5 separate regions of the Homo sapiens genome follow, and all the other regions are linked to region 1. The links are chromatin contacts, found by Hi-C or POLR2A ChIA-PET in ENCODE. All regions are on one chromosome and are shown on one strand. The core of a region is the stretch at or near the end of the contact, and the rest is flanking DNA. Distances in the headings are between cores, read along the strand shown.

What was found. Hi-C counts contacts between places; a loop is a spot of excess contacts on that map. ChIA-PET counts read pairs that join two places held with the same protein, here RNA polymerase II (POLR2A). Pooled maps may share reads with other maps.
Region 2: a loop to region 1 is called in a map with no recorded cell type, with 5 times the contacts of the local background. The contact joins the promoter of ZYG11A here to the promoter of KTI12 in region 1. A Hi-C loop is called at or near these places in 1 of 37 single-sample maps with no recorded cell type and 2 of 50 pooled maps. POLR2A ChIA-PET finds 5 or more read pairs at or near these places in 2 of 52 experiments (activated CD8-positive, alpha-beta T cell and naive thymus-derived CD4-positive, alpha-beta T cell).
Region 3: a loop to region 1 is called in a map with no recorded cell type, with 16 times the contacts of the local background. The contact joins the promoter of RNF11 here to the promoter of KTI12 in region 1. A Hi-C loop is called at or near these places in 2 of 37 single-sample maps with no recorded cell type and 6 of 50 pooled maps.
Region 4: a map with no recorded cell type shows a loop between it and region 1 (4-fold over the local background). The contact joins the promoter of SHISAL2A here to the promoter of KTI12 in region 1. A Hi-C loop is called at or near these places in 5 of 37 single-sample maps with no recorded cell type and 6 of 50 pooled maps. POLR2A ChIA-PET finds 5 or more read pairs at or near these places in 2 of 52 experiments (OCI-LY7 and T-cell).
Region 5: a loop to region 1 is called in a pooled map, with 7 times the contacts of the local background. The contact joins the promoter of TUT4 here to the promoter of KTI12 in region 1. A Hi-C loop is called at or near these places in 9 of 50 pooled maps. POLR2A ChIA-PET finds 5 or more read pairs at or near these places in 2 of 52 experiments (SK-N-SH and activated B cell).

The regions. Positions count from the first base shown.
Region 1 is chr1:52,031,030-52,036,962 of GRCh38, reverse strand. KTI12 (KTI12 chromatin associated homolog) reads left to right here and starts at 3,153. Exons shown (of 1, transcript NM_138417.3): 1 at 3,153-4,860. The coding sequence starts at 3,202. The coding sequence ends at 4,266. All of the region lies in intron 2 of TXNDC12 (thioredoxin domain containing 12), which reads left to right. RefSeq lists an enhancer at 3,147-3,446.
Region 2 is chr1:52,839,609-52,845,541 of GRCh38, reverse strand. ZYG11A (zyg-11 family member A, cell cycle regulator) reads right to left here and starts at 2,782. Exons shown (of 14, transcript NM_001004339.3): 1 at 2,569-2,782. The coding sequence starts at 2,658. RefSeq lists an enhancer at 1,608-2,201 and a silencer at 2,703-3,032.
Region 3 is chr1:51,233,405-51,239,337 of GRCh38, reverse strand. RNF11 (ring finger protein 11) reads right to left here and starts at 3,065. Exons shown (of 3, transcript NM_014372.5): 1 at 2,459-3,065. The coding sequence starts at 2,581. LINC01562 (long intergenic non-protein coding RNA 1562) reads left to right here and starts at 4,242. Exons shown (of 2, transcript NR_147076.1): 1 at 4,242-4,373. RefSeq lists a silencer at 2,801-3,280.
Region 4 is chr1:52,629,779-52,635,711 of GRCh38, reverse strand. SHISAL2A (shisa like 2A) reads right to left here and starts at 2,544. Exons shown (of 3, transcript NM_001042693.3): 1 at 2,037-2,544. The coding sequence starts at 2,218. It overlaps LOC124904178 (a long non-coding RNA gene), which reads left to right and starts at 2,257. Exons shown (of 2, transcript XR_007066084.1): 1 at 2,257-2,404. RefSeq lists silencers at 2,217-2,266, 2,277-2,466, 2,557-2,666.
Region 5 is chr1:52,549,500-52,555,432 of GRCh38, reverse strand. TUT4 (terminal uridylyl transferase 4) reads left to right here and starts at 2,341. Exons shown (of 30, transcript NM_001009881.3): 1 at 2,341-2,502. LOC105378723 (a long non-coding RNA gene) reads right to left here. Exons shown (of 4, transcript XR_007066083.1): 2 at 4,629-4,753; 3 at 4,027-4,076; 4 at 2,596-3,192. RefSeq lists silencers at 1,639-2,038, 2,049-2,158, 2,199-2,328, 2,399-2,728.

The DNA.
Region 1 (5,933 bases), core at 1,904-4,403:
AACTGTGTCCAGATGTACACAAGACTTCACAGGGTTTATGACAGATAATCAAAATCATGAAAGAGATTGTGGATATGGCAAAAAAAGGTGAGGGGTAAAGGGTTTTAAGATATGATCTTGGATAAATTCAAGAGCTAATAGACACCAAACCAGAGGAATGAACAGAAGATAACTTGATGGAGATGAGTGCCAGATGATGAGGAAAAACACGTAGAAGAGGCAGTGCCAGAAAACAGATCTGGCAGAAGGTTCTAATTATTTAGAGCTGCTTTTGACTTATTTTACAACATGGACCCTTCTAAGATATGTGCCCTGAAACTAAAGCAAAGAAAAAAGATTGGTATTGTATAGAAACATTTTTAGAGAAATGAAAAAGCAACAAAATCAGACAGAAATTATATTTCCATAAAGTTACACCAAGTGTGCCTGCCTGTTCTACCTCCCCTTCCACCCTCTTCTGCCTCTGCCATCCTGAGACAGCAAGACCAACCTCTCCTCTTCCTCTTCCTCCTCCTCCTCAGCCTACTCAGTGTGAAGACAAGGATGAAGACCTTTATGAGTATCCATTTCCACTTAATGAATACTAAATATATTTTTGCTTCTTTATGATTTTCTTTTTCTTCTTTTTTGCCCCCCTGCTTCCTGGAAAGATTTTCTTAATAACATTTTCTTTTCTCTAGTTTACTTTATTGTAAGAATACAATATATAATATTACATTCAAAATATGTGTTAACTGAATATATTATTAGTAAGGCTTCCAGTCAACAGTAGGCTATTAATAGTTAAGTTTTAGGGAGTCAAAAGGTATATGCTGATTTTTGATGGTGTCAGGGGTCAGTGCCCCTCATCCTGGGGTTGTTCAAGGGTCAGCTGTACTAAGTGCTACTGTGCATTAGGCATTAAATTATGCAAATCAACTCATTTAACTCTCACAACAACTTTTTGAGATTGGTATTATTGTTATCTTAATTTTAGAGATGAAAAAAGTAAGGCACCGTTTTTTCTAAGTTTACTAAAATAACTTGCCCAAGAGCACACAGCTAGCAAGTGGCAGACCCAAGCACTCTGGCTTCAGAGCCTGCTCTTTAAACCTGTATACCATACTGCCTGCTAGAATCAAGTTGAATAGTCTGTAAAGTCTCAAGTAGGTTTAGTTTATGCACAGACAATTCAGTGCATAAGGAGGAGGAAAAGGCAGGGCAGGGGAGGGAAAGCTAAGCACTGGTCTGTGTTTACTTTTTTTTTGTTTGAGACAGAGTTTCGCTCTTATTGCCCAGGCTGGAGTGCAGTGGTGCGATCTAGGCTCACTGCAACCTCCGCATCCCGGGTTCAAGCAATTCTCCTGCCTCAGCCTCCTCAGTAATGGGATTACAGGCACACGCTACCCCACCCGACTAATTTTTTAAAAAGTATTTTTAGTAGAGACAGGGTTTCACCATGTTGGCCAGACTGGTCTCGAGCTCCTGACCTCAGGTGATCTACCCTCTGCCTCCCAAAGTGCTGGGATTACAGGCGCGAGCCACCATGCCGGGCCTGTGTTTACATTTATTTAACCCTCACAACAACCTACAGATTGGTAAACCTGTGAAATAGCAGTTGTTATTTTATAGAAGGGGAAATTGAAGTACAGAAAAGTTACATAATTTGCCAGTAGTTACAACACTAGTAAGTGGAGGAGCCAAGACTTGAATGTTTTTTACTATACTGTACAAGAGAGATACAAAGACCCCAGTATATGTGCATCTACAATATACACACATGCACAGGCACACTCACATTTCTGCACCTACCATCCTATAGTGCTTGCTGTTTATACAAGAGATCCAACAGTTTCATGGCTCTGGGTCTCAAACCTACAATAATAGAGTTGCCAGATTGAGCAAATAAAAATAACGGATGGCCAGGCACAGTGGCTCATGCCTTTAACCCCAGCACTTTGGGAAGCCAAGGCCAGTGGATCACCTGGGGTCAGGAGTTTGAGACCAGCCTGGCCAACATAGTGAAACCCCGTCTCTACTAAAAATACAAAAATTAGCCAGATATGGTGGCGCACACCCATAGTCCCAGCTACTTGGGAGGCTGAGACAGGAGAATCGCTTGAACTCAGGAGGTGGAGGTTGCAGGGAGCTGAGATCATACCACTGTGGTCCAGGCTGGGTGACAGAGCGAGGCTCCATCTCAAAAAATAATAATAATAAAATAAAATAAAGGATGCAGGCCAGGCACCTTGGCTCACACACCTGTATTCCCAGTACTTTGGGAGGCAGAGGTGGCACAATTACTTGAGCCCAGGAGTTTGAGACCAGCCTTAGCAACATACAACCTCATCTCTAAAAAAGAAAAAATAAATAATAATAATAAATTAAAGATGCCCAGTTAAATTTGAAGTTTAGATAAGCACCAAATAATTTTAAATATGTCTATGCAATATTTGGGACACACTTAAGCTTAAAAATGTTTTTGGTGTTTATCTGAAATTCAAATGTAACTGGGCATCCTGTATTTTATCTGGCAACCCTACTAAGGAGAAAAATTCCTATTTGTCTTTCAAGTTCTAAGTCAAATGACTATTTCTACATAAAGTCTTCAGTGATTTCTCTGGGTAGTTTGTTTTTCCCTTCTGTTCTTTTATAACCTCACCTGCATCTATCCATTATAGTATTTATTACTCTGATTGTAGGCGCCTGATCCTTCCCATTCAGACCTTTTATCTTTTGTGGGGAAAGCGTTTTATGTTCATCTCTGAATTCCCAACCTTGGAGATGTTGAATGATTGAAATGGTAATTGAATAAACATTTACTGAGAGCCAGTAGGTTTAAGAGGAGGAATGAAGGAGAACCAGCATTTATTAATTGCCTTCTATATGCTAAATATAGTGCTGATTGCTTACAATATTTAATGCCCCTTAGGCCTTATTAATAAAATGGACGGGCAGTCTTTCGCTGCAGGAAGATCACATTCTCCTGAGGCCTATAACATTTGGCATAAATAACTGATGCCATTATAGTCTCTGTATCTCCTTTCTGAGAAAGCTGAACCTGGGCCTAGCTGGCGTAGAACTCCTGTTTCCATAGAAACAAGAGGGTCTGTAAAAGTCAAGGGAGACAGGAAGAGCAGTTTGCACTTCCGGCTTACGTCGGAGACGCGTACAACCCGGAAGTTGGCGCAGCGCGGTTGCCAATGGTCGCTCCCTGAGAGGATGCCGCTCGTGGTGTTTTGCGGGCTGCCGTACAGCGGCAAGAGCCGGCGTGCTGAAGAGTTGCGCGTGGCGCTGGCTGCCGAGGGCCGCGCGGTGTACGTGGTGGACGACGCAGCTGTCCTGGGCGCAGAGGACCCAGCGGTGTACGGCGATTCTGCCCGTGAGAAGGCATTGCGTGGAGCTCTGCGAGCCTCCGTGGAACGGCGCCTGAGTCGCCACGACGTGGTCATCCTGGACTCGCTTAACTACATCAAAGGTTTCCGTTACGAGCTCTACTGCCTGGCACGGGCGGCGCGCACCCCGCTCTGCCTGGTCTACTGCGTACGGCCCGGCGGCCCGATCGCGGGACCTCAGGTGGCGGGCGCGAACGAGAACCCTGGCCGGAACGTCAGTGTGAGTTGGCGGCCACGCGCTGAGGAGGACGGGAGAGCCCAGGCGGCGGGCAGCAGCGTCCTCAGGGAACTGCATACTGCGGACTCTGTAGTAAATGGAAGTGCCCAGGCCGACGTACCCAAGGAACTGGAGCGAGAAGAATCCGGGGCTGCGGAGTCTCCAGCTCTTGTGACTCCGGATTCAGAGAAATCTGCAAAGCATGGGTCCGGTGCCTTTTACTCTCCCGAACTCCTGGAGGCCCTAACGCTGCGCTTTGAGGCTCCCGATTCTCGGAATCGCTGGGACCGGCCTTTATTCACTTTGGTGGGCCTAGAGGAGCCGTTGCCCCTGGCGGGGATCCGCTCTGCCCTGTTTGAGAACCGGGCCCCACCACCCCATCAGTCTACGCAGTCCCAGCCCCTCGCCTCCGGCAGCTTTCTGCACCAGTTGGACCAGGTCACGAGTCAAGTACTGGCCGGATTGATGGAAGCGCAGAAGAGCGCTGTCCCCGGGGACTTGCTCACGCTTCCTGGTACCACAGAGCACTTGCGGTTTACCCGGCCCTTGACCATGGCAGAACTGAGTCGCCTTCGTCGCCAGTTTATTTCGTACACTAAAATGCATCCCAACAATGAGAACTTGCCGCAACTGGCCAACATGTTTCTTCAGTATTTGAGCCAGAGCCTGCACTGACCAGAGGAGGTAGGGGGGAAGCCATGGCTTCTGATCTCCACTCCACTTTATTTCTCTGGGAAAAATAGGCTGCAGGTCTCCAGAGCATATCGATGCAGTACTGTACTAGAGCTGTTGTGACTGATTCACTCAAACTTTCCTGCATACCCCTGTGCCAGGCCTTGGGTTTACAGCATAAGTTCAGACTAAAGAGAATGGAGAACTATTGTGGTGCAACCTGGCAAATCCCTCAGAGGACAGAGCTAAGGTGGACAGGGATTACCTAGATTGGATCCTACTTGGGCTATCACAGAGCATTGACCATTGGCTTCCCTCATCTGAGGCGTGGGAGAGCAGACTGGATAGATGAGAATTGTTTTAAAACAATTGTGAACAGAAACTGAAGATGGTACAGTTCTACATCTGCACCTGCCCTTTTTTCATACCACAAAAGTATTTTTTGAGTACTGTACTGACTTTTTGCTAGTTTCTATTCTGGGACCGAGTTCACAGATAAATCCATTGGTTTGTATCCTTGAGAAACTTTGTTTTTGTGGAAGTAAGAAAGTTATCTACTAGATTATTTCCTCTAATAAAATCTTTTAAAATAGTCTACTGGAATCTCTTTCACTTAATGTTCCCTGTGTAACTTCATGTAACATTTTAGGTATACTTGTCATTGTTCTGCCTTTAAGTGAAGTAGTATTTTGATAGTTCTGAGAGAGTAGATGTTTTGAGCTACTCTACAGTAATTATATTATGACAATTTCCGTAACTGTTTTGCTTCATTCTGCATTTCAAGGCAAATATCATTGTAAGCTTGTCTTTCATTCTTCATTGATTTCATTGAACAAATGGTAGGTACCTACTTTAACAGTGGCTGTGATTTTCAAAGACCAATTAGATACAGTGTTTTTGCTCTTGAGATATGTGGTGAGAAGCCGGGTGTGGTGGCTCATACTTGTAATCCCAGCACTTTGGGAGTCCAAAATCGAGGTCAGGAGTTCGAGACCAGCCTGGCCAACGTGGCAAAACCTCGTCTCTATTAACAGTACAAAAATTAGTTGGGCGTGATGGTGTGCCTGTAATCCCAGCTACTCTGGAGGCTGAGGCACGAGAATCGCTTGAACCTGGGAGGTGGAGGTTGCAGTGAGCTGAGATCGCACCACTGCACTCCAGCCTGGGCAGCAGTGAAACTGGGTCTTGAAAAACAAACAAAAAGAGATATGTGGTGAGAAATACAAGTAAAAGATAGAATTAGGCTGGGTGCGGTGGCTCATGCCTGTAACCCCAGCACTTCAGGAGCCCAAGGCGGGTGGATCACAAGGTCAGGTGTTCAAGACCAGCCTGACCAACATGGTGAAACCCCATCTCTACTAAAAATACAAAAATTAGCCGGGCGTGGTGGCACGTGCCTGTAATCCCAGCTACTCAGGAGGCTGAGGCAGGAGAATCGCTTGAACCCGGGAGGCGGAGGTTGCAGTGAGCCGAGATCGCGCCACTGCACTCCAGCCTAGGTGACAGAAGGAGACTCCATCTCAAAAAAAAAAAAAAAAAGATAGGATGAAATGGGCTGGTGGTCAGAGGATGATGACAAAAGACAAAATGCTTTGGAAACCTGGTGAAGAGGACTAACTAGCTGTTGGGGGAGGTGGTTTTGGAAAGGTTTTAAGAGGAGTTAACATTTG
Region 2 (5,933 bases), core at 1,533-4,032, 810 kb before region 1:
GACCAGCCTGGGCAACATGGTGAAACCCCGCCTCTACAAAAATACCTGTCTCTACAAAAATACAAAAATTAGCCAGGAAATGGTGGCACACACTTGTAGTCCCAGCTACTCAGGAGGCTGAGGCGAGAGAATCGCTTGAACCCGGGAGGCGGAGGTTGCAGTGAGTCAAGATTGTACCACTGTACTCCAGCCTGAGTGACAGAGCAAGGCTCCGTCTCAAAAAAAAAAAAAAAAGCACAGACCATTAGGCTACATACAAATGCAAGATTGCTGTTTACAAGAGACACAATTTAAAACATACAGTTGTTAAACACTAGACACAAGGAAACTGGAGTGACTACACTGTCAGAAAAAATGAGGCTTCTGGACAAGAATATTGCTAGAGATCAAGATGGACATTTCTTAATGATAAAAGGGCCAATTCATCAAGCAGAATTAACATTCCTAAATGCATACGAACTTACTAATAGCTTCAAAATTCATGAAGCAAAAAATTGAAAAGATATGGGAGGCCAAGGCAAGAGGATTGCTTGAGCCGGAGTTCAAAGACCAGCCTGGACAATAGGGAAACCACCGTCTTAATTAAAAATAAAAAATTAAAAGGATAAAAAGAAAATAATATGACTGTGTAGAAAATCTTTAAAAATTTACAAAAAAATAAAGAAAACTAAGTGACTTTGGCCAGGCTGTAGGATACAAGATCAATATACAAAAATCAATTTTATGTATTCTTATATATACACAAGGTAATATAAAGTTTTAAAAAATATTTGCTGGCCGGGCACGGTGGCTCATGCCTGTAATCCCAGCACTTTGGGAGACTCCGTCTCAAAAAAAAAAAGTATTTACAATAGTATCAAGAACAGGAACAAATTTAACAAAATGTGAAAAGACTTTTATATTAAAAACTACAAAACATTGCTAAGAGAAGATTAAAATGACATAAATGGAAATAATTGTATGTATGTTTCATAGGGAAAAAAGTATTCATGCAATATTTGTGTAATTAAAATAATTAATTAAAAATAAATAAAATCCTTAACAAAGAAAATGAGATATACCCAGAACTAGACAGAGAAAATGGGTGTGAGTACTTTTGTAAAGAAATCTTGTTTCGATTCCAAGCAGGAAAAAATGTGCTTGAGACGATGCTAGCACACACGTAAAAAATCCAAGTTTTCCATTAATTACAAATCCACAAATTATATAACTTTTCTAAATGAGTTCAAAAGATTACAGGCTAGATCACTGCAGGGCACAAAGTCTTCCAACAAGGCGTTAATATGTAAAGCACAACCTTAATCAGAACATTTCCTTCTCTCCATAAATTTTGGGTCGAGCCTTCACCACTCAATCCCTCGAGTTCCCCAAGGGTGGCCCTTGGCGGGTTTTTTCCAAAGTGGGGCCAGAGGTCTGAACACCTGAGGTGAAATTCAAGTTCACGAGCAAGTCAACTAAATTTCAGAGCTCCCAACTTCCCTACATCGGTAAAATGGAGCCTAGCAAAGCCTACAAAAGACTAGGGGTTACCAGACTGCTTTAGAAAGGCGACACTTGGCCGGGCACGGTGGCTGACGCCTGTAATCCCAGCACTCTGGGAGGCCGAGGCGGGTAGATCACGAGGTCTGGAGTTCGAAACCATCCTGGCCAACATGGTGAAACCCCGTCTCTACTAAAAATACAAAAAATGAGTCGGGCATGGTGGCACGCGCCTGTAGTCCCACCTACTCGGGAGGCTGAGGCAGAAGAATCGCTTGAACCCCGGAGGCGGAGGTTGCAGTGGGCCCAGATCGCGCCACTGCACTCCAGCCTGGTGACAGAGCGAGACTCCGTCTCAAAAAAAAAAAAAAAAAGAAAGAAAGAAAAGAAAGGCGACACTTAACACACAGCAGGCGCTAAACACACATTCTTTGGGTTTGCATTTTGTCCAGAGCTAAGAGTAACAGGCATTCGGCAAAGGCTGGGGACGGGACGGGGACGGGGGCGGACGCGCGGAACTGAAAGAATCTCAGACTTCGGGTTCCAGTTCCCCCAGCCGGACTAAGCTACTCGCCCGGCCCCGGGCCCAAAGGCCTCAGGTGGTAACGGCCAAAGGGTCACCGCCTCCGCGGGGCGCTGCGTCCACAACACGGGTGGGGAAACGGTCAAGGTTTGCGGCGTTTGGGTTCATGACTGCAAAAACACCGTCCACTACGGGCCAAGCCGAGTGCCATGCCCTGCACCTACGTCTAAGCTCACAGCAGCCCGCACTGGGGCGAGGAATCCTGAGGAGGCTCGCCCCGGTCTCTGGGACTGGGCTCTCGCCGCGCTGCCTCAGGGCGCAAGTTCCACGCGCTTCGCCGGGCGCAGAAAAGCACCCCCCGCTCCGCGGCGCCCAGGCCGCCTCCCCCGACAACGCACCTCCGCAGCGACGCCTGCGCCTGGAAGGGGCTCGGCATCTAGACCGCAGCCCCGCGCGGGCCACACTCCCCAGCAAGTGCCTCGGCAGCGTCCCAGGAGACTCGCCGCGCTCGCCGGAGCTGGACGTGGCGCCGAGGTCCGCGTCGCCGCCCGCACCCCGGTGCTCACCTGTACCACGCAGCAGCCCAGGGCATCCTTCTGAGCGTCAGGAGGGACGATGTTCCGGGGCGTGTGGCCCGGGTGCAAGAAATGAACCATGGCAACCCCGGCGGCGGGGCGTCAAAAAGAGAGCCGGCGTCGAGCCGGAGCCCGGATCCCGCGAGAACCAAGCGGGCGGCTGCCAGGACGCGCCCACCACGCCTGCGAGGCACACGGAGCTAGCGCCGCGCCCTGCCGGCGAGCTTTTGAAATGCCCGGCGAGGCGACGCGCACGCGGGGGCCGGCCCGCCGCAGACCCCACCCCCCGGGCGGCCTCCTAGCCCCATCCGCCCTCCGACACGCCGCTGCCGGGGCCAACCGTTCTCCTCCCGCCTCCCCAGCCTCCCCAGCCTCCCCAGACCAACCTGCCACGACCCAGCCGCTCACCCACTCCTTCCCAGCCCTGCACCTCAGGGCTTGAGAGGATATTCCCCGAGGACCGGCTGTGTAGGTTTGGGGAATACTGTATATATATATACATGTACACACACACACACACACACACACACACACACACACACACATATTCATTATTTCTATATATGTATATATTTTTTAAAGCTTTCATACATTAAAATATATATTTCAAAGACTTTGCCCCTGAAAATCTGGCAACAGCACCTCTCTAACGGTCCTCTCTGTTTCAACTCCTTAGAGTATCTGGATAAATCAAATATAAAACGAATACAAAATATTGGCAAGTATCTACCAAAAAATCTATTTAGCTTTCTTGTTACTTAAAAAGTACTCGAGAAGACCCTTATAACCTGCTCCAAGAAAGAAACCCCGAGAGACCCTTCTAACTTTCTCCAGGAAAGAAACTCCACAAGTTAGTACACATTAGCTAATTTAAGAGAAAGCAATACCTTGGAAAAGGAAAGTTCTCAAGAGCATGAGCCTTGGAGTTTGAATCCTGAATTAGAATGCCCGCTCAGCCATCTAGTGTTTGAGAACCTGGAGCAAGATTCTTGATGTCTCTGAAGCTCAACTTCCTCATCAGTAAAATAGAATGAGAATGCTTTATCTCACAGACTTAATGTAAGGATTAAATAATGTATGTAAAACACATCACAATGCTTTTTACATAGTAAGTCCTTGATAAGTGGATTGGATTCAGATGTTAAAATTATTTTTAAGTACTTTGCCTAATGCTTTTCTTTCATTTATTTATTCTTTTATTTAATCCACTTACTACAAGAAGAAAAAAAATCCTGTGCTGTAGGTATCATCCCCATTTTTCTCACAGGGAAACTGAAGAACTGACAGGTTGAATAGACAACACGTTTTTTGGCCAGCTGATGAGTGGCCAACCTGGGAGTCAAAATTGAGTTTTCTTACTGCAAGTCCAATCAATATGCTTTTTTTTTTTTTTTTTTTTTAGACGGAGTCTCGCTCTGTTGCCCAGGCTGGAGTGCAGTGACGCGATCTCAGCTCACAGCAACCTCCGCCTCCTGGGTTCAAGTGATTCTCCTGCCTCAGCCTCCCAAGCAGCTGGGACTCCAGGCGCGCGCCACCACACCCGGCTAATTTTTGTATTTTTAGTAGAGACAGCGTTTCACCATGTTGGCCAGGATGGTCTAGATCTCCTGACCTGGTGATCCGCACGCCTCGGCGTCTCAAAATGTTGGGATTACAGGCGTGAGCCACCGTGCCCCCGCCAATATGCTTTTGTTAACGGTGGAGGGTGTTCATGTTCTTGGTGTCTTGAACAAAGAATTGGACAAAACGCACAAACAAGGAAGGAATGAAGGGATTTATTGAAAATGAAAGTACACTCCACAATGCCACAATGTGGGAGTGGGCCCGAGCACTGGGGCTCAAAGACCCCGTTACAGAATTTTTGGGAGTTTAAATACCCTCTACTTGGGGTATGCCCTATGTAAATGACGAGGATGAAGGAAAGTTACAGTCATTTCCTCGGCTTTTGCCCAATGGAGAGGATATTTCCTATTACAGCTGAAGTGTGAATTTCAGCAATTTTAACTTTAATATAGAACCTGGTAAGTTATGTTCTCATAAGGTTTGACTATTTCCAGCATATCTAGAGGTGTGGCCAACTGCATATGTCCCAGGCCTTACCGAGCTAGAAAACAGGCAAGTTAAACAATTTTCAAAAGCCAAGGAAGCAGTTTATGACCTTAAAGCATTTAGCAAACCTAATATTTGAACATAATTTTGACCACATGTTTACATTTTGAAGACATTTGTATTTTATCAATAATCTTTAAACCCATCTTTATTTCCCAAAGATTACCCAAGTCACATGAACTAAATAAAAGGCATTATGTTTTTCACTTTTCTGACAAAATATTTTATTTAAGCTCTTATTATTAAACCAATTAATTTAAAACGTAACACATGAGGCCAGGCACGGTGGCTCATGCCTGTAATCCCAGCACTATGGGAGGCCGAGATGGGTGGATCGCCTGAAGTCAGGAGTTCAAGACCAGCCTGGCCAACATAGTGAAACCCAATCTCTACTAAAAATACACAAAAAAATTACCTGGGCATGGTGGCGCATCCCTGTAATCCCAGCTACTTGGGAGGCTGAGCCAGATTTGCTTGAACCCAGGAGGCAGAGGTTGCAGTAAATTTAGATTGCGCCATTGCACTCCAGCCCCGGTGACAAAGCGAGACTTTGTTGCAAAAAGTAAAAATAAGTAAATAAAAGTGGCTGGGTGCAGTGGCTCACACCGTAATCCCAACATTTTGGGAGGCCAAGGCAAGTGAATCACCTGAAGTCGGGGTTTGAGACCAGCCTGACCAACATGGAGAAACCCCGTTTCTACTAAAAACACAAAAATTAGCTGGGCATGGTGGTGTGCGCCTGTAGTCCCAGCTGCTCGGGAGGCTGAGGCAGGAGAATTCCTTGAACGCAGGAGGCGGAAGTTGCAGTGAGCCGAGATGACGCCACTGCACTCCAGCCTGGCGACAGAGTGAGACTCTCTTTCTTAAAAAATAAATAAAAATAAAAAAATAGGGCCGGGCGCGGTGGCTCACGCCTGTAATCCCAGCACTTTGGGAGGCCGAGGCGGGCGGATCACGAGGTCAGGAGATCGAGACCATCCCGGCTAAAACGGTGAAACCCCGTCTCTACTAAAAATACAAAAAATTAGCCGGGCGTAGTGGCGGGCGCCTGTAGTCCCAGCTACTTGGGAGGCTGAGGCAGGAGAATGGCGTGAACCCGGGAGGCGGAGCTTGCAGTGAGCCGAGATCCCGCCACTGCACTCCAGCCTGGGCGACAGAGTGAGACTCCGTCTCAAAAAAAAAAAAAAAAAAAAAAATAGGCTTTGCCGTTTCTGTCATGGGCACAAAGCGGTGGCCTGATTGTCAGT
Region 3 (5,933 bases), core at 1,816-4,315, 800 kb after region 1:
TTTCCAAAAAAAGTTCCTTCATGACACCAAAAACCCCTCATCCCTCATCATCACCTAGTTCTTCTGGAAAAGGCAAACACAGTTTCCATAAATTCTAGTACCTTTAATAGTACAATTATCATAAGGATAGGAGAAAGAGAACAAGTCAAAGATATTCAATTAAGAAAGGGGATAGGAGGCAGGAGAATTTGCTTGAGGCCAGGAGTTCAAGACCAGCCTAGGCAACATAGGAGTCCCTGTCTCTATTTTTTTAAAAATAGAAGGGGGTGAGGGTAGGGAGCATAAGAGATTTTAAAATAAAAACTTCATGCCAGATGCGGTGGCTCATGCCTGTAATCCTAGCACTTTGGGAGACTGAGGTGGGTGGACTGCTTGAGGTCAGGAGTTCAAGACCAGCCTGACCAACATGGTGAAACCCCGTCTTTACTAAAAATACAAAAATTAGCTAGGTGTGGTGGCACGCGCCTGTAATCCCAGCTACTCAGGAGGCTGAGGCAGGAGAATCGCTAGAACCCGGGAGGTGGAGGTTGCAGTAAGCAGTGAGATTGTGCCACTGCACTCCAGCCGGGGTGACAGAGCGAGACTCCATCTCATTAAAAAAAAAAAGTTAAATAAGCACTTTTGTTGTATAGTAAACATAGGAGGGAAAGACAGTGAAGGATAAACATAGCTTGCTTGCTTCACTCAAAGGTACTTGTAAAGACACCCAGATTCAGCTTTGATTTTTAAGAGACTACCCTGTGACAACTTACTTTGGAAAAAATATTTGTGTAAATACAGAAAATACTAAATTCAACTTCATTAATTAATTCAGCATTTAGGTGCTTATGTGCCAGAAACTGAGCGAGGGGAGAGTCCCTGTTCTCAAGGGCTTTTACTCGTAATTTATCTCCCAGTTACTGAGTCCCTACTGAGGCAGATGCGAGGGATACAACAGCAAACCGGAAACACAGATTCTCTACCTTCACGCAGCTTGCACTGAAGGAGGCGATTACAAGGATGAGACACACATCTAACAAAGATACAACACTAAAGTGTTATAGATATTGCTTATGGAAGTGTAGAGGTTTCAGTGGGGACACAAGGGATTCGGGCTGGGAAGGAAGGGAATGCTGGGACTTCAGACATGAAAGCTGAGTTCTCAAAGAGGATTAGATGTCCACCTGGCTGACCCGGGCGAAGGGCTCCAAGCAGAGAGGAACTGGAGCAAAACAAAGCTGTGAACAGCCTGGTGTATTTGGTAGGCCTGGAATATAGAACGTAAGAGGGAGAAGTCATGGAGGCTTCTGTAATACCACAATCAAGACTGGACCTTACTGGTATATATGAAATGCCCCCAGAAGAATTTTATTCAGAAAACGAGCATATATATGATCAGGTTTTTCTGGTGTGATGAGACATTGGTTTACACAGGAATGAGAAAAGAAAACACTAGATAATGATGTCATCACATGAAACAACAAAGGAGCCTACCCAGTCAGAAAACTAAACTCTTCAGGAAGAAATTAAGCACTACTACTATTGAAGCCCTCTGGAAAAGGGTGTATTCAATATCATCTAAAATGGAAAAAGTACAGGAAAGGTTTTCACACATCTATTGTGGATTATAACATCCACATACCTATTTTGAGTTTAAGAGGTCTTCACTCGAATTCTGCAACACATCTGGGACTACTGATTATTGTACAAAAAGCAGTACAACGTATTTAGGAGAGTCTTTGATACAAAGGGAGAACACGAGTAACCGAAGGAATTTCCCAAGCCAGGTTTAAAGGTTTCCAAAGTTCAAGCTAATCAAGTTTTCTTAAGTCAGCACGTTTAAAAGGTGTGTCATATGGGTGGAGCAAAAAGAGGAGGGATTAAAATTTATATACATATATATATATATATATATACACATATATATATATATACACACACACACAAGTAACTCGATGTCGCTAGGGTTAAAATCACCACTTGGAGATCCGTCTCCCAAGCAGAGGGAAAACCTGCCAGATCCAATTAACAAAAAGACGAGGGAGGTGGGTAAGAGGACGACCACACATGAAAACATAAATGGGGCGGGGGGGTGGTGCTTGGCAACCACCTATCCAGAACCCATAATCCAGTTGGCGGTGCGATGAGGAAATCATACGATTCAGACATAAAGACAGGAAAATGTCACTCCCAAACTCCACAAGCGAACCACCAGACACTGGCCAAGGGGATGTGATCACATACTCTGATCCCAGAACTCAAGGGCAGAGGGTATCATCCCCACACGGTGCCCGAGGGCAGGCGAAGAATCAACCTTACTCTGAGATCAGAGAGCAAATGCCCTCAGATCCAGCCCTAAGGGGTCAATGCCGCCCAGGCCAGGCCTTGCCGAAGCCAGGGGCAGAGACGGCCCCGAAGCCCCCTCAATCTCCGCCAGAGCTGCCTCTACTCGCTCCCCCCAACACACACCCTCCCCTACCTGATATGGCGGCGGCGGCTCCTGATCCGGCTCCGTCCCCTCGCCAAAGCTAGCCCGGTCGGACTGAGACTCGTGAAGCAGGGAGATGTCATCCGAGGTGGGGGATTTGAGGCAGTTCCCCATCTTCCGGAGCTGGGGTGCGTGATCTGGGGGAGGAGAAAGCAGCGGTGGGGTCGTTCGCACACTCCGCGGTCCGCCTCGGTTGGCGAGGTGGGGTCGGGCGACAGGCCGGGGATCAGGCGGAGGCGACTCCACCGCCCCACGGTGCCGCCGAGGGGCCGCTCATGCCAGCCCCCGGGGTTGGGGGATCAAGGCTGGGCCGCGGGCTCCGCTGGGGTCGCGGCGTTCGCCTCCTGCGAGGCAGCGATGGGGGGGGGGGGGCGGGGAGACGAAGCACTTCCCCACCCCGCCCCCCCGCGGGGCGGCGGCGGCCACGGAGCTGCTGGGCCTAATCCAGGTCAGCGGGGGGGGGCGCGGCCGTCGCGGCTGCCTCAGCTGCTGCCTCAGCTGCTGCTGCCCCCGCCGACGCCGGAGCCACGGCCGCGGGCCTCATCCTACTCCGCCTCAGCGAGACGGCGGCAGCCAGAACGAGGCCGGCTCGGGCACTGCGTCATCGCGCCGTGCGTGCTCTGGTCCCGCCCCCGGCGCCAGGAGGCGAGGGCGGCTCCGGCGGCGCCCATCCCCCTCTCCACTAGCAGCTGTTCTCGGTGCTGCGTCAATTTTTGCTTCTCTCTGACTGCTTGGCTCCGTACCTGGCTCCGAAACCAATCTCCCGTCTCCCGCGCCTCCCCACATTCATTGCTCCTGCCCCGTCTAGGGCTCAGTTCTTACCTGTGCACTGCCTGACAGTCTTCTCACCACCCTCCGCCAAGCGGTCTATTTATATAAACCCATATCGGAATGGATCAGTCCCATGATTAAAATGTTAAAAGCTTCCCCTTTATCCCTTCACAATAAAGTCCTAGCTCGTTACTGAACCATCCCTGCCTGTCCAATCACGTCCTTATCCTTCCACATCACAGCCAGAGAGATTATTCTTCCAGTTGTATATCAGATTGTTCATTTCTTTCCAGTCCCAGCACCAAAGTCCAAGCCACCATCATCTCTCACCTTGGCTTCTGCAATAGACTCTCAGCTGTTCCTGAGTTCATCATTGCCCACATCCAATTCACTGTTGGCACAGTTGACAGAGTTATCTTTTTAAAATTTAAATCGGATCATGTCATTCTCCTGTTAAAACCTTCAGTGTCTCCTCAAGGCTGTCCTTAAGACAATCCTTAAATGGTTTACAAATCTGACTCCCTTTCAATCTCATTAGCAGCATTGTCACCTCCTTCACAAATTCTAAACTAGACTCTCTAAAATGCTTTTCGTTATCTGGAATACTATTGCCTCTGCCTGGGGCCTTTGTCCATATTGTTTCTCTCACAGAAACCCACTTCCCTCCACTCCCAACCTTTCTGCTTCTCATCAGGCTAATCATTATTCTCAGGAATCCTTCTGGATGCAACTTCATTTCCCCTGGGGAGACTCTCCTGACCCTCCAGTCTGGGTTAGTCGCATCCTGTGTGCTCTCAGACCCTGAGCTTTTCTCTGTCACAGCCTGATCAAGCTGAATCATCTGTCCCTCTGTGCAAGGCTGGCACACTGCCCAAGGTAGAGTATGCTCTCTCCTTGGTTGAATGAGCAGCTCAAACAACATATGCAAAAGAAGGAAGCAAGAAGGATGACAGTGCTCCTGATAGACGTTCATTCAACAGGTGGATCTTGACTGCCTTTCGTTTCATTCACCATTTACTGAAGTTGTGTGTGCGTGTGTATACCAGACCCCACGCTAAGGACTGGGGAAAAGGATGATCATACCTGGCTTGTTCCTGATAGAGCCCAGAGACCACCTGGGAAGACAAGTAATCAGGTGAGTCCTAAGCCCACACCCTGCCACGGACCCCAAGGTTTTTAGAGGAACTGAAAGACAGCAATTAGTTCATTTGAGTGAGGAACAGAAAGGATTCTTAGAGGTAGGGCTATATTAAACTCGAATGGGTCTGAACACTCTTACTCTGCAGTCCCTATTCTACGAAGTCACTATCTTATTTAAATGCACTCAAATTCCACATTAAATATCACCTTTTTGATATAAAATTTTTGAAAAGACTCATAATTTTGGGCCAGGCGTGGTGGCTTACGTCTGTAATCCCAGCAATTTGGGAGGTCAAGGCGGGTGGATCACTTGAGGTCAGGGATTCGAGAGTAGCCTGGCCAACATGGTGAAACCCCATCTCTACTAAAAATACAAAAACTAGCCAGGTGTGCTGGTGCACGCCTGTAGTCCCAGCTACTCGGGAGGGTGAGGCAGGAAAACCGCTTGAACCTGGGAGGTGGAAGTTGCAGCGCAGTGAGCCCAGATTGTGCCACTGCACTCTAGCGTGGGCGAGGGAGTGAGTAAGACTCAGTCTCAAAAAAAAAAGGAAGGAGAAAGAGAGAGAGAGAGAAGGGAGGCAGGAAGGAAGGAAAGAAGGAAGGGAGAGAAAGAGAAAGAGAAAAGAGAAAGAAAAGAAAGAAAGAAAGAAAAGAAAGAAAGAAAGAAAGAAAGAAAAAGAAAAAGAAAGGAAAGAAGGAAAGAAAGAACAAACTGACTCACAATTTTGGTTTTGGAATTGTTGAGCTTCCAAGAACTCATTTAATTTATGATTGGCTAAATTTACCAGAAATCAGAGGTACCCTGGAATTTTTACAAAGTGAGAAAATTTACCCCACAAATTATTGTCAAACCTAAAGAAATTTTTATTAATAATAATTTATACAATTATTTGACATAATATTTACACAGTGCTAGAATTTGTAGACATTGTTTGTTTGTTTTGGAGACAGGGTCTCACTCTGTCACCCAGGCTGGCTTGATCGAGGCTCACTGCAGCTTCAACCTCCTGGGCTCAGGTGATCCTCCTGCTTCAGGCCTCTCCAGTAACTAGAACTACAGATGCACACCACCATGCCTTGCATTTGTTTTTGTTTTTGGTAGAGACGAAGTCTTGCCATGTTGCCCAGGCTGGTCTCAAACTCCTGGGCGCAAGCGATCCTCCCGCCTCAGCCTCCCAAAGTGCTGGAATTACAGGTGTGAGCCACTGTATGCCTGGCCAGACATAGATTTATTTAGTTAGTTTTAATTTTTTTTAATTTTTATTTTTTGAGACAGAGTTTTGCTTGTGTTGCCCAGGCTAGAGTGCAATGGTGCGATCTTGGCTTACCGCAACCTCTACTTCCCCGGTTCAAGCAATTCTCCTGCCTCAGCCTCCTGAATAGCTGGGATTACAGGCGCGCACCACCACGCCCAACTAATTTTTTGTATTTTTAGTAAAGACGGGGTTTCACTATGTTGGCCAGGCTGGTCTCGAACTCCTGACCTCAGGTGATCCACCCACCTTGGCCTCTCAAAGTGCTGGGATTATAGGCGTGAGCCAGCTCGCCAGGCCAG
Region 4 (5,933 bases), core at 1,295-3,794, 600 kb before region 1:
GGTTAGAATTATGGTTCAGGAGTCGTGTAGCTGGAGGTCACATGATTTGTAATCTCCTCAACTCCTCCTATAGGAGGAGTTGTAAAACCTAAAACTGGTGTTTGAGGTATCTTTCAGACCTTTCATTTTGATAGACCAGTTGGTGCCACCTGGACCAGTAACCCATACCAATAAACTGGCTCAACTGGTCTTGTGAGCTCCCCTACCCAGCAACTGACTCAGTGCAAGAAGGTAGCTTTGATCCCCTACGATTTTATCCCTAACCCAACCAATTGGCATTCCCTATTCCCTAGCCCCATCTGCCACCATTCCTTGAGAAACCATAGTCTCCGAATTCTCTGGTGGGGTGGGGGGTGGGGAATGAGGGTGTGGATTTGAGAATTATGTCCTATTTTGCCACTTGGTTGGCCCTGTGATTATTAAACTCTTTCTTTGCTGCAAAACCTGTTGTTCTCAGTGCATTGGTTTTTTTGGGCAGCAAGCAAAATGAACTTGTCAAGTGAATACCATTGTATCTCTAAATAAACTGTGAGTTCCTCAGGGGCAGGGAATAATTGATTTTTGTGTCTCCAATACCTTGCAAAGTGCCTGGCACAAAGTAAAGGCTAGAATGAATGAATGAATGAATGAATATATGGATGAACAGAAAATACATTAATATAATTCCCTGGGTTATAGATAGCACAAATATGTAGGATCTGATAACCTGGCCATCTGAAAATCATTTAGAATTGTGGATCGAGTCACCTAGAAAAAGCAATAATATTTGTAATTGTCATTGGCATATGTCAAGTTGATTTCAGCTCTGTTATGTATGTCATTTGACCGTTACCACTGCCTTAGTCAGAAATCAGGGCAATGATTGATCATCCTACTGCCCGTTTGATAGATGAAAAGCCAGAGACTTGAGAAGTTTTCGTGGCATAGGACACTGTCCTTTCCCACCCAGAGGGCAGCAGCCTCTGCTCATATACCTCCAGGGACAGGAAAATCACTAACTACTGAGATGGCCCACTCAATTTTTGCTGATGCCTGTTTCCCAAAGTAGGCTGAGGATCAAGTTCCATTCTCCAGGTAAGGCCTTTGGAGACCCAGGGGGATTGAGACCTATTACCCTCTCAAGCCAACACTTAGGCTCCAGGAATGCAACCTCTTCCCTGAACAAATGGGGAAACTGAGGTCCTATGGGTGGAGAGTCAACACTTCTATGAATATGGCCTGAGCTAGCTTCTGCACTATGCCATTGTCTCATGATGAACTTGGAGGCAGCTCTGACTCCCGAGTCTTCTGCCTTAGCTTGAGGATGGGGTACATCCCCAGCACTCACCACAGGGCTTGGCACACACCAAGTGCTCAGTAGAGAGTGCCCGAAAGAATGACTAAATACAAAAGGGAACCAAGGGTTGACGCTGGGCTGAGGCTGGGGTTGGGGTGTAGCACCAGGCGAGGGTTAAGTCTGGAGGTTGAGGTTTGGATGTAGATCTAGATATTAATAATATTTGGAGTCAGGATGTGGGAGAAGAGCTGAGGTGGGACTGCAGGCAGGACAGAAGAGGAGGTTGGGGCTGGTGATAGAATAAGGTCTGGGGTCAGTACTGGGGAGTGTGGAAAGTCAGGAATAAGGCTGGTGTTGATATTAGGAAGGGCACCTTGGTGGGATGATGATTGGGGTGGAGTTGGGCTGCCTGTGAATGTTTGAAGATGGAAGTTGCTGTTAGGGGGAGGCTTGATATGTGATTTGGGGTTGGGATGAGGGTGGTGATGGAATGAAGTTTGGGGTGGGGATAGAGTGAGGATTGTTTTGGATTAGAGGAGGGGGAGGTCCGAGCATGGCTCTAAATAATGGTTGGGGTCAGGATGAGGAAATCGAGCTGAGATGGGGTTTCACGGGGTGGTTGATGCTGTGGGCATGAGGACGGTAAGGACTAGAGCTTGCTGCTGATGTTCAGGTGGACACTCGGGTGGGGGCTGAGGCTGGGGTGAAGGCGCTGAGACTGGAGTGGGGTTCAAGGTAGGGTGAGGGCCAGGGACGGTACCTGAGCCACCACATGTAGCTGTGCTCGTAGGGGAAGAAGCTGTGCGGGTCGTCGCAGCAGTACTTGTGGTCGCGGAAGCCGCAGCAGAAGACAGCGGCCGCCTCGCCCCCCGGCCGCGGGCAGCTGAAGCCGCGCACCACCTCCTGCTCTGCGCTCACGTAGCTCGTGCAGGCGCCGCTCATCGCGCCCCGCGCCCAGCCCGCCGCCACCTCGGGCCACCAGACGGCCGGCTAGAGCCCGGCGGGGAAGCGAGGGACCGAGCGAGACGGAGCTGAGCCTGAGAACGGCAGAGACGAAGAGACCCAGGGGCCGAGAGAAGCCGAGACAGAGACAGCAGCGCGGGGCCCCGAGGACCGAGCGGCGGCCAGGTGCCCGGCCCGCGCGGAGGGGTAGGGGCAGGCGGGGCGGGCGGCGGGGGCCGGCGGCGGGAGTGACGGCTGCTGGAACGCGGCAGGAGCCGGAGCGGACGCGGGGAGCTGGGCCGGGAGCCGCGTGCTCGCCTGGCTCTGCCTGCGCTTCCTGCCCCCTCCCCACTGCGCTCCCCCTGCCTGCACGAGGGCGCTGGGTGCGCAACGACAGCACGACGCGGCCAGAGTGGCGGGGCGGGAATTCGAGGCCAGGGCGCGGGCGCCTTACCTGCACCGAGCCGGCGCCGGGAGTCTCGGGGCATTCGGGGCTGGGGCAGACAGACAAGGCACCAGCCGGCGACCACACGGCGGGGTCAGTGAGGAGAGTGAACACAACCTCACCCAACCTCCGCAAAAACCCAGGGGCCCGGGGATGTTCGCATCCGTGTTAAAGGTGAGAGCTGAGGGCCAGAGAGAAGCCATTTCCCGGAGTTCCTAAGCCCACGAGATTTTAACCGGGGGCGGCCTAGTAGGAAGTCCTTGCTCTTTCTGCGGCTTTCATGGTGCCTCTTTTCTAGCGGGCTTTTAGATGTCCTCATCATCTGGAGTCCCTGCTAGTCTCGCTGAGAGCTAGCTCGTGCACGGACAATGTCCACACTCTTCTGTTCATACTGCCTGCCACTGGCCTGGGACAAGGAGCCGAATATGGGTGTGGATGGGCCCAGACGGTAACCTCCTTCCCCACACTGACCAGCAAAGAAAGTCAGCAGACCTGTCCATTTTGAAAAATTACTTCCAGAGAACAAGGGCAGTGTTCTCACTAGCATCAGAGAACCACAGTCTGAAGGGGCTCTCAGTGCCTTGGCTTCCCCCATGTACCCTGTTGCCTTACGCCATCTGGAAGGGCTTCATACAGCACCTTCAGTGCCTTAGCTCTACATTTTTCACAGCAGTGGGTAGGGTAGGAAATAGTTACTGTGGTGCCTCGGGCACCCCCGATTCCTTCGCCCTTGGTTTGGACGTGTGGGGAACGGGCCGTGGGTATCAGGGGATCTGGGCTCCAGCCCAGCTCTACCCCTTCCCTGCTGTTTCTCTCTGAGCTTTGGGTTCCTTGTCCTCACCCAGGCCAGCTCCTCAGATGCTGATTGTGCCGCTGCCCTGACCTGGGTGGGCCCTAGGGCCCCTGAGAGGGATCAGATCTGGGCCTGCCGTTGAGAAACACACAGTCTGATGGAGGAGTCAGACTGACTGACGATCACAGCACAGGGCAGTAAAAAGGGAAATGCAAGGACCTGGACACAGAGGGGCACCATCTGAGGAAGCAGGGGAGGGCTCTGAGGGAGGCGGTGTCCTCAAGAGTCACTGTAAGGTCAAATATGAAAGCTGGAGGGAACTGTTATTATCCTCCAGAACATTCCTCCCCTGAGCTGTGGGTCTGAGCAGACTGGGAGCTGGAGAGCCTACACTAATGAGGGTGCACTTCAGCCTCTTTATCAGATGGAGAGTACAGGGGAGGAATCCTCTGGGAGGGAGAGGCTTCCTGGAGGCCTGGAGATCAGCTGGGAGGAAGAAAGCGCTCTGCCCTGGCTTTTGGCAAAACTAGAAAGCCTCCAACAATTTCCAAAACCCTCTCCCAGCCAAGAATTAATTTGTTCCTCCCAACAGCCCTCTGGGGTGAGCCACGCAGGGGTGAATGTGCCTGAAATAACAAGTCCAATACCACACAGCGATCAATGGCCCAGGCAGGGCTGATACCCATGTCTGTCTCCATGTCCCCCTTGGCAGTCTGATGAAGCCTATGAACCCCTATTCAGAATAGTGGGTTTTTTTTTGTTTTTGTTTTTTGTGTTTTGTTTTGAGATGGAGTCTCACTTTGTCATCCAGGCTGGAATCTCGGCTCACTGCAACCTCTGTCTCCAGGGTTCAAGTGATTCTCCTGCCTCAGCCTCCCAAGCAGCTGGGATTACAGGCATGCGTCACCACGCCTGGCTAATTTTTGTATTTTCAGTAGAGACAGGGTTTCACCATGTTGCCCAGGCTGGTCTTGAACTCCTGACCTCAAGTGATCCACCCACCTCAGCCTCCCAAAGTGCTGGGATTACAGGTGTGAGCCACCGCACCAGGCCACAAATAATGTTTTTAACTAAAAAAAAAAATTATTTAGGGTTACAGAGGATACCAATTATATTGAATCATGATTTGTCCTACTTTTTAAAAAGTGTCAATAAGATCTAGAGATGAGTCTATTAATTACTATAATTTTGAAGTGGTGAATGAAAATAACTAGTATTTCAATATGTCTCTACTGTAATACAATATGAAAATATCTGTGATTTCTATTGGTGACAAAGTCACAAGCACTACTAATACTATCGTGGGTTTTCTTACCAATATGCATGATGAAAGAAAATACTGAATTTCAGTTAGAGGTAATGCATACCAAGGATGTGATTTTTCCCACGTAAATTCATGAACCTTCTACACTCTATCCAGAGGCTCCTTGGGCTCCATGGACTCTATGTGAACATCCTCTCATGTCTCTGTTCTAGCTCCTACTTTAATGCTTTTTCCTTCATTATATGCATTGTGTTCCTTCATTCTGTTCTCCTGCAGACACTTATTACAGAGCTATGATGTGCCAGGCAATACCCATCCTGTATGTCATGTAGTCCTTGAAAACTTCCTTTGAGGTAGGTGTTAGTCTTCCCATTTTGCAGACAAGGTAACTGAGAGAGAGGTTAAATAATTTACCCAAAGCCACATAGCCAGTAACTGATCAGAGTCCTGTACCGCCTCTTCCTCCCTTCCCAAATGAGGCCTGGGGCCAGAGTCCCCAACTCCAGAAGGGAAAAAAGGCATAGGAGGGAAGCGTGGGCAGGGAGAAATATTTATGGAGAACACACTGTGAATGGGAAATTGTGCTCTGTGCTTTTCATTATCTATCTTTACACCAACTATGTGTAGTATTACTTTCTTCATTAAGAAAAATTAAAAATAGGCCAGGTGCAGCAGTTCATGCCTGTAATCCCAGAACTTTGGGAGTCTGAGTCAGGAGGATTGCTTGAGCCCAGGAGTTTAAAATCAGCCTGGGCATGGTGGCATGCACCCGTAGTCCTAGCTACTTGGGAGGCTGAGGCAGGAGGATCACCTGAGCCCAGGAGTTTGAGGCAGCAGTGAGCTGTGATGGTGCCATTGCACTCCAGCTTGGGTGACAGAGTGAGAAGACACCCTGTCTCTAAAAAAAAAAAAAAAAGAAATAAAAAGAAAAAATAACAAAATGCATATTCGTTATAAAACAACAAATTAGAAAATACAGATAAGCCAAAAGGAAAAATAAAAATCACCCATAATTTCACCACACAAAAATATCTATCATACACCCCCAAACCCTGCCCCCATGCACACAATTATGCGCCCATTTTATGGGTAGGAAAACTGAGACCCAGAGAGGTTAAGTAACTTGCTCAGGGATCTACAAGTCAGAAGTTCCAGTCACCTTCTGTGTGAACTTAGGCTGGTCATGGTCACTTTCCCTCTCTGCATATAGGGC
Region 5 (5,933 bases), core at 1,092-3,591, 520 kb before region 1:
GTGATGATAAAATTATAGTTGTCAAAATTTTCAACTCGACAACTATGTAGGTATCAGAAGGAATACCTTGTAAGTATCTGTGCTGAAGTGTACAATCTATTGGGGTCACGGAATTCAGAGAATAGAGGGATCACATTCAGTGGAGTGCAGAGGAGGGGTGGTAATCAGGAAGATTTAATAAAGAAGGTAGAGGTTGAGCTGGGTCTTGGGGAATAAGCAAGGTAGTAGAAGAGAGTATCTGGAGGGGATAAGGGCAGAGAGGCACTGAAATTTTCAGTCTGGCCCCAGTTTTCTTTTCCAGATTCATTATCTTCTGCACACTCCAGAGTCAATGCTGCCCTCTGAATCACAGACATGTGTCTGGCACACAGCAGACAGATCTTCAAGGTCCAGCTTTTAGTTCTTCCACGGAAGTCTCACCAAAGTGGAATTTATCACACTCTCCTCTGGATTTGCCCAGCCCTTTGTTAATAAGACCTGTTGCTTTTATTGTAGCTCACCTGCTTGCTCAATGGGGAACTTTTTGGAGACAGGAAGCAATGATTTGTCTTTGTTTCCCTAGGCACCTAACAACGCTTTGCTCTTAAGTAATTAGGAAATGTTTACTCAATTGAACTTGTTCTAAGGACACTGCTATCACTGAATTGAAGGGCATGTCGGTATCTTCTTAGTGTCTCTATAGGCTTTAGGCTTTCAGCCGGGTGAAGTAGGGATTTTTTCTTTGTTTCCAGGCTAGTCAAGCGAAGCAGGGATACAGATTAAGAATTTGCAGATGAGGAAACTCAAGAGGGTACATTTGCTCAAAGGCATCATGTTGATAAACGCCAAAACCAGGTAGGGCTCTTTTGACTTGAAATCCAGTCCTCTATCCATTATACCTGGGCCTTGTAGCATCAGCCAGATTGGGGTAAAATGCACTAACTCTGAACCCTAGTTTTTTCATCCGTAAATGAGAGCAACAGTACGTAACTCACAGGGCTATCGTGAAGTGGAGCGTCCCTCTGTGACCTCTAACCAGTCCCAGCCTGAGTCACATTATAAGAAAATTTATAAGGCACTATCTTGTAAATACTTAAGATTTAACATCTTCCCTTCACCTCTACGTCCACTCTTTTCATACCTTTTTCCTGCCTAGCATGTGTCAAACTCAAAGGACTGGGCACAGAGCACAGAGGTTGTGTGCTTTGTCCAGCTTTGAGGTCAGAGATTGGCTAAATAATCTCTGAGGCTGGGGTCTTAAAAAAAAACAACAAAAAACAAAACTAACAAAACCTTAAGTCCGTTCCGCCCGTGACTTTAAATAATTATGTAGAGGAATGTAATACGTTAAAAGCAAGGGGATGAGGGGGCCCATTGATGGTAGATGGTTTTATGCCCGCCTGCAGCTAAAGAAATGATTTCTAAAACCTCTTTTGGGGGTGGGAGATGGAGTGCTCCAGAGATTTCTCTTCGAGCTCCTTCATTCCTGAACTGCCTGCCTTTTCAAAGGAAAAAAGGTCCAGCTGCGGTGGGCTGGAGGCCGTGGTGAGTGGGTGGGGGTCGACCCTGGCGGCTTCCTCTGCCCCGCTCCCTACCGTTGCTCCGAAGCCCGCTTGGGCTTCCGAGGGTCCGCCGAGGCTCGGGCCACGCCCAGTCCGAGTGCCAGGCCAGAGGGTACCCATTCCAGGCCGGCCTTCCTCCCCAGGGGGAGCAGCCTTGGGAGCGAGGCGCCGAGGCGGCCCTCGGGCTCGGCTTCCAGCTCGGGGGCCTCGGCAGAGACTAGGAACCAGACTGGGGCAGCACTGGGGCGCCCGCCACCCCCACCCACTCCGGCAAGCGGGCGAATCAGCGCGGCTAACCCGCGGCGCCCAGGCGGGCTGCGGGACCTCGCGACCTCCGCTCGGCGGCCCCGCCCCTGCCCGCGAGCCCCGGGTGGCTCCCTCCTCCCCTCTGCCAGCGGCCCGCCCCCTCCTCGCGAGCTAACGAGTGTCTCTCGCGCGCTCCCTTCCCTCCGCGTGGGTGTGAGTGCGCGATCCTCCTACCTCGGCCTTCTCCCCATTGTTTCTTCGCGGCCACCACGAGACCCCTCCCCCCAGTGCTGTTTCCCCCCTCCCCCGCCCCGGTGTAAACGGTGCCTGTGGGGCCCCCCGAACGAAGGGAGGGGGCACCCCTGAACCCTTCCCTCTGCGCGTAGCTCCTCCTCTCCCGGGCCAGGACCCCATTACAGGCTCTGTCCTCTCCCCTCCCCCTCTCCCCCGGCAACCGCTCTCCCTCGCCCCCTCCCCTCAGCGGGTCCTCCTCTTTCTCTCCCTCTCCCTCTCCCTCCTCCTCCCCCTCCCCATCCCTTCCCCCCCACAATGCAGTTCGCGGCGCGGCGGACATGGCGGTGGAGTCCTGAGCTAGTCGTGTCCCGGCCTCCAGCGGCGGCAGCGGCGACGGCGGCGGCAGCAGGAGGCGGAGGGAGAGCAGGAGCCACTGAGATGAGGAGGCGTCGCGCGCGCCTGTAGCTCGCGGGCCTCGCAGGTACGAGGTTCCGGCCGCGGGGCAGCGTCGGGTACCGAGGGGGTGTGCTCGGGAAGGCCGGGCGGCCCCCGGTTCGCCCTCCCCAGGTGCCGCGCTTCGCAGGTGTCGGGGGCCTGGCCTGAGAGCGTCTCAGCCGCCCCCTGGGGGCCTGACACTTCTTTCTTTCCTGGAACGGGCTTCGGGTGTCCCAGGGGAAGGCTGAGATAAGGGAGGTGGGGACGGCGGCCTGGGCGGCCTGAGGAGGGCATTGGGGCGCTTTGGGGACGAACTCCACACTGTGGCTGGGGCTCCCGGTCCCGGACCGAAACCTGTTGTAGACCAGCGGGGCGGATTTTGAGTTAACGGGATTGGTTTGAACATTTCTGTTGGGTCCAGTTACGATTCCCTGTCATGTGTACCTTTTTCTTTCACCCTTGCTTAGACATAGGTGACTACATAATGTATATAAATGTATACACGCATATAATACATACTGAATGTTTCCCCGGGCTCGTCCTTGTAGGGAGAAGGCAGAGGTGTCTGTGTGGATTTTGTTTCTTGCTCGCCCGCCTTCTCTCTCCCCCGCCCCCCAGTCGAAAGGTGGTAATGCGCGGTTTTGACGTGGGTAACTGAGATTCGTATTTGTAAACAGATAGCGCTCTCCTAGTGTGTTGCACGCCTCTGCGAAGGGTTTCAGACTCCTGTTGGTATCTGGATTGCGAAAGAATGAGATGTTTAGACCTGAAAGAAGCACATCAGCGGGATTTCTAGTCGTACTTGAATGGGATGAATTACTGTTGTATTAACAACGTTGATTACACATTTTCTTTTCAGAAGATTTCGAAGTCTTAGATGAATTTTGCGTGAGATCTTAGATACCGTATATCTGCTTCTTCATTTTGATAGAAGTAGTAGTTCCTTACACATTTGACCTGCCCTATCGTGATCTTAAATTGTGTCCAGAAATGCAATTCGAATTGTGTATTGTTGGCATGCATTTAGTAATTAGCCCGAGTGGATCAGATGGCCTTTTATTTCCAAAGATTTTTTCCCTCCAGTCTTACAGCAGCGAAATGTTTGTAGCACTTGATGAAACAGAACATATCCTGTTTCTGTTTTTAAAGTAATGAGAACTGTTAGCTAATAAAATTGGATAATCCCAGCCAGATATGATAATTCAGAGAATACCACCGAGAGGTGTTGAATTGTGGGATGGTTTAAAAAGAAAAGCCGACTTTGTGTGTGTGTGTGTATGTGTGTGTGTGCGCGCGCGAGCGCGCTGAAATTTTCTTTAGGCTTAGAACTCATGTATGTCACTACACTGCATCGTAGTACTGATTAGTCACAACTGGTAAAATGAAATATTGATTCTCTTAAAAAGCTGTGCTTAAGATAACTCATTAGTGTCTAGTGTGCTATGTTGCTTTTATAAACAAATTTTTAAAGATTGCTTCTTAGAAACCATATACTTTGGGGAAGATAAGAATTTTAAGTCGTTTTATGCTTTAAAAATATTTATATTTAATATAAACAAAAGAAACTTACTTTTAAAACTCTTAGATAAATTTTTCTGCTGCTTGCAGTTTTTCACTTGGCTAGTGTGGAAAATGAAAAATGAAGTTTTCTTAAAATAATTCAGAAATGGAAGTGAAAGTTAATGACATTTGATGTTTTAAATCCAGCAAACATTTAAATACAGAAAAGAAATTTAAAGTATTTTCATTGTCATAGGCCAAGTTGTTAGTACAGATAAATTAACAAATATTGTCATGCATATAAGTTCAAGTTTATAAATTCTAAGTGACACCTAAAATTACATTTATTTTTAGTTGCTGGAGCTAGAACAGTACAGTGTCTACATTTTAATTTTAGACCTTTTAGAATCAAAATGTATAATTATAAATTTCTCTGATTAACAAAGAGCTGTTTAAAGAGAATTTTTATTAGCTCTCAGCAGATTCATTTTAGAGTAAGTAATTAGAATTCTTTTTTATCTCAAAGTTAATCTTGACATAAAAATAAGTACCATTAATTATGTTGTGTTCTCTACAGAATGTCAAATCAGGATCTGTTGATCAAGAAAGGTGTTTGAATTTATTCACTGTTAAAGTTTCTAGTTTCAGAGAAACAAAATAACCAACACTTACCTGTAGGGCCTGGCCAGGTGGCTCACTCACGCCTGTAATCTCAGCACTTTGGGAAGTGGAGGCGAGAGGATTGCTTGAGCGTAGGAGTTTGATATCAGTCTGAGCAGCATAGTGAGACTTTGTCACTGCCAAAAAATAAAAGAAATTAGCTGGGCGTGGTGGTGTGCGTCTGTAGTCCCAGAAGCTGAGGTAGGAGGTTTGCCTGAGCCCAGAGTTCAAGGTTGCAGTGAGGCACAGTTGCGCCACTGTACTCCAGCCTGGGCGACAGAGTAAGACCCTGTCTTAAACAAAAAAAAAAAAAAAAAAAAGCAATACTTACCTGTTAATGTTGATGCCAGAACATTTTGTTTGACAAAATAGAACTCAATGAGTTGTGTTCCTTTTTCAAATAAATTGCAAATACTTGAATTGATTAAAAAATGTTAAATTCAGTTAAAGCCACTGCAGTAGGATAGAAATACGTTCTAAAAAAGAACAATTCCAGAAAGACCTAAAAAAGTCAAAGGAAAGGGACACCATACTTTAAAACAGGATATGTAGACTTTTTGTTATTAATCTTAGAGCAATTAGAGTTGTTTACTGGGTACTAACTGAATTGTTTTAATTCTAGAATCCTAAATAATTACATAATTTGGGGGAAATGTTTAAAAACCATCATTTCTGCAGAGTATTTTTCTTTCCTTTTTTAAATCTTTATTTTATTATGTACAGACTATATTCAAATAAACCACACACTCTGAAAAAGCAGGTTCCGACTTTTCCTCCGGAGTATTTCTTACAGGCCCAAGGAGAAGAAAGGGTATATAAATGCAAAGATTAATGTTAGGATTTTTCCCCCTTAAGTGAGAGATTTGTGTGGTGTCTTATGTTCAAATTATTTTTATGTCACATCATCTCATTGGATATCTATAATTATGAGTTGAGGGAGAGAGAAGGGAACCAAAACTTTTTAGAGTGCCTGTTTTGTTCCAGGCACTGCGCTAGACACTGTTTATGCATTTTTTTTTCACTCGTTCAGTGTAACAGCCCTTTGAAACCTGTTTATAGGTGAGGAATCTTTGAGTCACAGAGGTTAGTGATTTGCTGAAGATCATAGAATTAGATTTCAAAGCAGATCTCTCTTCCTAATATAATGTATATGTGATGTTGCTTTTCAGGTGTATTATTTTCTCAATTATTTAGAATGGGAAACTGCCTAAGGTTGTTCATTCATTCATTTAAACATTCATTTCATCAAACATTTGCATTTGTATCAGTCTACATATAATACAGTAAATTACAACACACTAGATTGTGGGAGTTGAG